Regions from separate parts of the Homo sapiens genome. Here region 1 is linked to region 2. The links are chromatin contacts, found by Hi-C or POLR2A ChIA-PET in ENCODE. All regions are on one chromosome and are shown on one strand. The core of a region is the stretch at or near the end of the contact, and the rest is flanking DNA. Distances in the headings are between cores, read along the strand shown.

Region 1 (3,757 bases), core at 268-2,767, 88 kb after region 2:
TACCATGGGCCAGACGCTGTTCCAGACACTTTACATGTATTCATCCATTTACTCCTCACAAAACCTAAAGCAGGTGTTGTGTTATCATCTCACTGTTAATCGGGCACTGAGACAGTAAGTGACTTGCCCAGGATCCCTCTGGTTCTTGAGTCAGGTTCTCAGAGATCCCTCAAGTCTCAAGGACTTGAAACAGGCAGGCTACCCAGACTTCCTCTCTAACAAGCAGCTTACTCCACACACAAGGAAACCAAGGCCCGAAGAGGAGAAGTGACTTGCCCAATGCCACACAGAAAAGTGGCAAGGCTGGAACTAGACCCCAGCCAACACCCCCACTGAAACATCCAGCTGCCCTCTTTGGCTGTGTGGATGCCTCTCACACATATTCCAAGACATGAAGTGAGAACCATTTTCTGGCATCTGGAAACTTCCTGTTTGTAAGGACCACCCAATAGACCTACAAGGAACCATGGAGACAGTGATTTAAGGAAAGAAACAAAATGAACTCCAGATCAGAGAGCTGGGGGACATTTCAGTATCAGTGGCATTGGGAATGAGTTTCTTTAAGTTAAAAATTTATATTTTAGTAACCAGAAATTTCCCATGTCTATCGGATGGAGTTTTACCAATTTTCAAGGAATCAGAAAATGATCAAGATAACTACATTTGATACTGAACAATGCTGAATACTGAGTGAGGTTTTGTGGCTGTGGGTCATTGCCATACACATCAGTTAGCGTGGAACCACTGGTGAGCAGAGGCCTCCATTCTCCACCTGGACTTGCAGCCATGGCATGACAGCCTGGAACAGAACACCCAGTGTGAACATCAGGAACCAGAAGATGCTTGGTAGCACACATCAGAAATGGCAGGAGAACCCTTGCTGGGTGTCAGAGCCCAAGCGACTGTGCACAGAGTGCTTGATCATGAAGTTACTCTGGTGCCCCAGCCAGAATTCCCACACCTTAAAAAAGCAATTGCAAGTGCTGCAACAGACCTCTTCGTGGAAAAGCAAACCTCACAAATAAAATCTGGGTTTGAAAATAAAATGCCTGACCTAATTTGATGGTGACTGCCTTCCAGGTTGGTTTGTGTGGGGGCACTGGGATGTCGGGGCTCTGGTTCTTATTAGAATTCTCCTGTGCTCTCAGGATGGGCAAACCTGGCTCATTGCAGGCCGGACCCACAGCAGGGCTGGGAAAGGGCCCTCAACTGGGAGTCAGGGACCTCAAATGTACCAACCAGCAGTGGCACATCACGTCTCCGTGATTCAGGTATGAAATAAGGGCAAGAAGATCTTACAGCCCATAAGGGGTGGCTGGGCCTGACCTGGTGCAGGCATTTAAGACCCTGACCTTGGCAGTCCTTGCAGCAACCCTGGGCAGCACGTATCATTGTGGCCATTTTACAGACGAAGAGACTGAGGCATCGAGGGATTACGAGGCCCACTGTGCTCTGTGGGTGGGTGTGAAATGACTCACAGCTAAGTGCTGTGTAAATACAGAAGATCATAGTTACAAACTGTCCCAATACATGCGTGTGTGTGAGCCAAGGCCTAACACGTCACTGGCAGATCTATTTGCTCAGTCGTGTTAGTCCCTCCCCTTCTTTCTTTCCTCTCTAGGGCAGGGGACAACAAAAGGAAGATGGAAGTATTCCCTAATACAGCTGGAGGATTCACGTTACCCATGCCGGGAGAATAGCCAAGGAAGGAAACCCCAGCTCACGCCCTCCTGCATTCTTTACAAGGACACACGGGAGTGGGGAGCATGCCCTGAGCAGAGCGGACTCAAGCTTGGGCCCCTGTTCGAGGAGTGCTAAAAAATCTTGCGCCCTCTGGATGCTTTTTGAAATTTCAAAATGGATGAAACAGTGACTTCAAAAAATCAATGGTAATTTTAGATCAGGCTTTTTGCAAACTTCTCACTTCCTCCTGGAGAGCCTGATAAACACAGGGCAGGCACTGACAAATGCTAGTTTCATTCCAGGAAGGTGTGAAAATTGAGTTTGTTGGGCATTGCCTGGGCTTCAGGCAGGAAAGAACGAATGGCACTTTCCTGGGGACGACTCCTCTCACTGCAAGACTTTAGGGCCTGGGCAGAGTAAAGATGGTCCAGACCTGCCCTGGCCAGCAGTTCTTGGCCACAATGGAGAGGCTCTGTGACAAAATAGTGTGCTACACAATGTGCATGTCTTGATGTTGTTACTAATATTGCTGTAATTATTCCTGATTCTGTGATTTTCCACTAGGTCACACTGCTTTGTAATTTTGGCTTTGACTTCTTAGCAGGAATGAGCTGTAGGTGACTTAGGAGGTGTCTGTTTGCTCATCATTTATTCTGTTCACTGCTTGGATTTCATCTGCTATTCTTTTTTTTTCCTTCAGTTTACCTAATGTGGGCCAACATTTCCTGGGTATCCATGACACAAGAGGAATCTTGGGAAAGGCCCCGGCCCTGAAGGAACTTAGACTGGCCTAGAGGAAACCAGGCATAGACCAGTCATAGGTAAATGATTAGGTGTCACTATATGGTTGAGCGCCGTAAAACTCAGGCTTTCTGTCCAAGGTAACTATTTTTTCAACTTTCTCTTCCATTCTCTTAAGGCCAGAACAAATCTGGCTTAATTACAACATGGCCTCTTTGAACATCAGTTGACTTGAAACCAAGGTTTGATGAGATGCTGTTTAAAGGACCTTCCAGTTCTAGCTGAGGGGGTCTGAGAGACTCATGTTAGCACAGGAGAGGGGCTCACTGCCCTTGAGTCTGAATGTCCCTTGTCCCTGAAGCCCTCTGCTCCCAGCCGAGCCTCTACCCTGGCTGGCTCCTCATGTTGGCACCGCCCTGCTGCATTACCTGGCTCCTGTGCTTTTTCAACTCCTTTTCTTTTTTTCTTTCTGTCTTTAGGGAAAAAGTGAAAAAGAGCAGACATTTCTAGCACACTGTGGGTGGCCTGTAGGGGAGATGATGAGTTAGAAGACTGGTGGGGAGGGACACACTGTTGACTCACCGGGTCACCCCTGGAGCCATTTTACATCACCAAGAGATGATCACTGGACTCTGCTGGTGGGCACTGTCCTATGCCCTGCAGGAGGCCTCCCAGGAACCCAGAGCAATACTGGTTGTGTGAGCATAAGGAGGGGCAGTGACTCTGCAGAGCACTAAGACCCTTCATGGGGCAGACGACAGAGAGCCCCATGGGGGCTGTGGTTCTCGCCAACTCCAGGCAACTGACTCCAAATGCCCTCTTCTCTCCAAGTCTACTCCCTCCACCCTGCAGACTGAGTGGCCCCACCCGGAGCCACACGGGCCACACCCTGGCCTATACTGGGCACTCAGGGTGAATAGCTGCTGCTTAGCACAGCGCCTGACCACATGGTGTGTAGGTGGCCAGAGAAATTCAGCTTAATGAATGACTGCTTCAAAGCCACAACATATTAAGCTAAAATAGTTATTAAATGAATAGCAATTGACACAGCACTTTTATATGTCTCTTATTTTCTTATTATGATTTATTTATCTTTTCCTGTCCAGCTCTCATTGTTTTGAAGACCCAAGGATAATGAGGTACACTTAACTGGCAATCAAGAAACCCTAGGGGCTGGGCACAGACGGCTCAGTCTTGTAATCCCAGCGCTTTGGGAGGCCAAAGTGGGATGATTCCTTGAGTCTGGGAGTTCGAGACCAACCAGTAAGATCTGATCTCTAAAAATAATAATAATAATTAGTTTGGTGTAGTGGCACACAATTGTACTCCCAGC
Region 2 (3,652 bases), core at 1,042-3,541:
AGCATGAGGTACGGTCCTTCAACTTGAAGCTGACCTGGAGCTCTGTGCAGCCATTGCCGCAAGTGGGTTGGAGTAGGGGGCAGGCTAACTTCTTGAAGGAGGCGTGAACAGCTGCTGAGACTGCGGACCCCTGAATGGTGCTCTTTCCACCAGGACCTCACTGAAATCTAGGTGCTGTTCCCCAAATGGAACATTTTAATTACTGCTGCCGATGACACGTTTTATATCTGCTAGTTGTTATAAATGCAAATATAGAGAAATAGGAAGTAAAAGATCCAAGTGTCATTTCCCCTACTCCTGGCAACCGCAGTTGGCCCCCAACCCAAGATGAACACAGTTGGATATGTTGGGGTGTCTCTTTTGGACATTCTCATATGCATACAAGCTGTCTGGGCCTGTACCCTGGCTGCCTCCTCCACCGTACTCTCTGCGCAGAAGCTGACCGGTGTGCACTGCATCAAAGGGCTCAGCCTCTGCAAGGGACAGGAGGTGTGGCTAGGATATTCCTGTCGCTGGCTCCCTCTGTGCCAGGTCAGACCTTGTGGTCAGAGGGATGGTGGCAAACTCCGTTGTCAGAGGGATGGTGGCAGACCCCGTTGTCAGAGGGCTGGTGGCAGACCCCGTGGTCAGAAGGCTGGTGGCAGATCCTGGGGTCAGAGGGCTGGTGGCAGACCCCGGGGTCAGAGGGCTGGTGGCAGACCCCGGGGTCAGAGGGCTGGTGGCAGACCCCGTGGTCAGAAGGCTGGTGGCAGATCCTGGTGTCAGAGGGCTGGTGGCAGACCCCGGGGTCAGAGGGCTGGTGGCAGATCCTGGGGTCAGAGGGCTGGCGGCAGCCCTCATGGTCAGGGGACTAGTCGCAGCAGCCCTCATGGTCAGGGGACTAGTGGCGGCCCTCTGCTGGGAGTCGTAGCTCCTGTCAGGTGGCCCCTTCACACATTTTCCCTCTCTGGATTCCCATAATGACCTCTTCCCTTTACCCTTCAGCCCTGCGGATGGTTACTGGCCCTTCTTCCCTTGTTGATTTCCTTAAACCCTATAAGTAAACTCTTTTCAAGTCACCTCACCCCATGTTTTTCAGAATCTTGACTGAGAATAAGCACATATATTGTTTTGTAATCTGTGTGTGTGTGTGTGTGTGTGTGTGTGTGTAAAAAGGAGTTATTATATATAAATATCCTGTAAAGTCATGAAGTCCTGGGGGCCTCAGATAAACCCTTAGAAGGATGTTACTGCATCACCCCGTTATTGATTAGGAAACAGAGGCTCAGAGAGGGTGAGTAATCTGCTCACAGTCACCAAATAAACAGAGGAGTGGCCATTCTAAGGCCAGTGTGCTATTTTACAGCATTCCAGTGGGTGGGTATAGATTATTCATGTAATCAGTCCCCCTATGGATAAACATTTAATGTTGTATTCAGTTTTTCTCCTTGATATCAAGGCATCCCCAAACACAATACATGATTTCTTCTGGAAGCCTGAAGCAGGCACAGAGCAGTGGGAGGCACAGAGGGTGAGGCTGAGCCAGCTGTCAGATCTGGGACAAGCCGTTCTGCTTCTCTCAGCCTCGATTTCCCCAGATGTCTACTAGGAAGAGCATAGACCTTTGGACTTTGAGGCATGTGAGAGCCTGAGATTCTGCTGAGGCCTCGTTTTTAAATAGCTGCTCGTCTGAGGCTGGAGTGTGGGCAGTGATCAGCTGGCTACCAGGGAGGTGGCTGACGACAGGGTCCCCTTGTCCCCATAAGACTTTTATGGTACCACCTTTCAGGCATGTCCCATCCTGCTCATGAGCTGCAGAGACATTTGCTTCTGGAGGAAGCACTGAAGAGAAAACCAGCTATTAGTACTAGGATTGAAACAAAGAGAAAATGAAGATTCTGAGAAAGTGACTGTTCTTAGAATCAAGAAGTGTTATGGGGGAAACGATGTGTTCTTGGAGCATTTAGGGGAGGAAATAGGTAAATCCAGGAGAGGGTGCTTGCCACTGCAAGCTGGTCTAGCTCCCTGCACCCTCAGCTCTGTCCAGGAACCCTCTTCCTCCAAGTTCTTGAAGGCTGTGCGGGGCCCAGGCTCCAAAGAGGACAGATGCAGAGGCCACTTGTCCTCCCCTCCCCAAGGACCCAGAGCCCGCAGCTCCAGCAGCATCTCCAGCCAGCTGCCTGTCTGTAGCCGACGCCCCCCAGGGCTGCAGGGTTGGGCGAACTGGCCTCTCCTGTGCGGCTGACCAGGTCCCCCGAGCTTCCTTAGGGTTGCAGGCAAGGAGGCTCCCGCAGGGAATCTGGAGCAAGGTGCATCCGGCGGCCAGCAGGTGTCACTGCTGCCCCAGAGACGGCCGGCCACGGGCTGTGGCGACACGGTGAGCTGGAACAAACCGCTTTGTTCCTGCTTCACAGGCTTTACCTTACAGCAGGGTTAGGAGCCTGTTTACCTGCACTTCTGCCCAAGGAAAGGAGTAAAAGCCCTTCTCCTCCTTCCCTCCAGAGGACCCCATGGAGGCCTGCTGGGCTGCGCCCCCCTCACTGGCCTGGCCAGGGCGTGTGGGAGCACCCAGCAGCTGGGGCTCCTGGGCACCCACTGCCTGCCGGGCTTTGCCCTGGGAGCTGTGGGGCCCACAGCCCTATGGACTTCATACTTCTGCAGGGGCATGGGGCAACTTGAAGGGGTGTTGGTAGGTGTTACAAAGCGAGGCCCAGCCTGGGTCTGGCACGGTGAATCCTCCTTCCTGGCCGCCTCTCCTCACTCCGAAGGCTTCGCGGATGGTCTTGCTCCAGGTTGTCAGTTGCTCCTCTGAGTGGTGGGTGAAGAGGAAGCGGCTCCCGTGTGTGGGGCTGTAGGCGGACCAGCTGTTCTAGTTTGCTCATCACTGAGGAGTTCCTGGATGCACAGCTTTGGTGCTAAACTCAGAAAATCCTGGGCAACCCAACGAGTTGGTCATTCGGGCCAGGTACCAGCCACTTTTCAGACATCACTTTGCCTAACGCACATTGTTGGTCGTGTTGTCTCCCCATTGTAAAGAGAAACTAAGGTTGGAAAAGGCTAAACAAGCTGCCCAAACTCTCTGGATGGGGAGGGAAGAGTGGACATTTGAATTTAGGACCACCTGACCTGTGCTGTTTCTCCTGGATGCCTCTGAGGTTGAGAGATGAGAAGTGGCATTCACAGGCGTGAATCCGTGATGCCCAAATGGTAGGCAGCTGTGGGCCACGGGCATGGACAATTATGCTGTGTGCTGTGGTGGTCGCCTGAACTGGGGCAGCAGCCCAGGAGTCCCTTGAGGGCATGGAGGTCTGAGGGGAGCAGCGCATCAGAAACAAGGGTGTGGGGACTTTTAGGACCCCATGGTCAGAGCACAGGTAGCAGAAAAGCACACACTGGGCCAGGCCGAGGGGGCACAGCCAGGCTGACAGGGCCTGGAAGGGAGATACCACCGCCAAGAAGGTCCCGATACCTGCACGTGCCTCCTCCACAGCCCAGACGCTTATCTAAAATATCTTTTAGGACAAGAACCAAACCCCTAAGCCTGGTGAGCCGAGGACCTGGCGGTGTCTGGCTGGCCGGGGTGGGGGCTATGTAGGCAGAAGCAGATGCTGGTGGAAGTTCACCCAGGCCCCCTTTGCCAGGTGGCCAGGGACAGCATCGGCCACTTCCACAG

What was found. Hi-C counts contacts between places; a loop is a spot of excess contacts on that map. ChIA-PET counts read pairs that join two places held with the same protein, here RNA polymerase II (POLR2A). Pooled maps may share reads with other maps.
Region 1: a loop to region 2 is called in a map of K562, with 2.0 times the contacts of the local background. The contact joins two enhancer-like sites. A Hi-C loop is called at or near these places in 4 of 168 maps with a recorded cell type or tissue (Caco-2, K562, mammary epithelial cell and 1 more), 1 of 37 single-sample maps with no recorded cell type and 8 of 50 pooled maps. POLR2A ChIA-PET finds 5 or more read pairs at or near these places in 1 of 52 experiments (endothelial cell of umbilical vein).

Annotation. Positions count from the first base shown.
Region 1 is chr6:44,562,039-44,565,795 of GRCh38, forward strand. No RefSeq gene overlaps it. Among named protein-coding and RNA genes, the nearest start is that of MIR4642, 130 kb to the left of the region's middle. Within about 2 kb of position 1,518, at least 2 of the 41 ENCODE cell types and tissues checked have a DNase peak (open chromatin) inside an H3K27ac peak, as active enhancers do.
Region 2 is chr6:44,473,565-44,477,216 of GRCh38, forward strand. No RefSeq gene overlaps it. Among named protein-coding and RNA genes, the nearest start is that of MIR4642, 40 kb to the left of the region's middle. RefSeq lists an enhancer at 1,875-2,405. Within about 2 kb of position 2,292, at least 3 of the 41 ENCODE cell types and tissues checked have a DNase peak (open chromatin) inside an H3K27ac peak, as active enhancers do.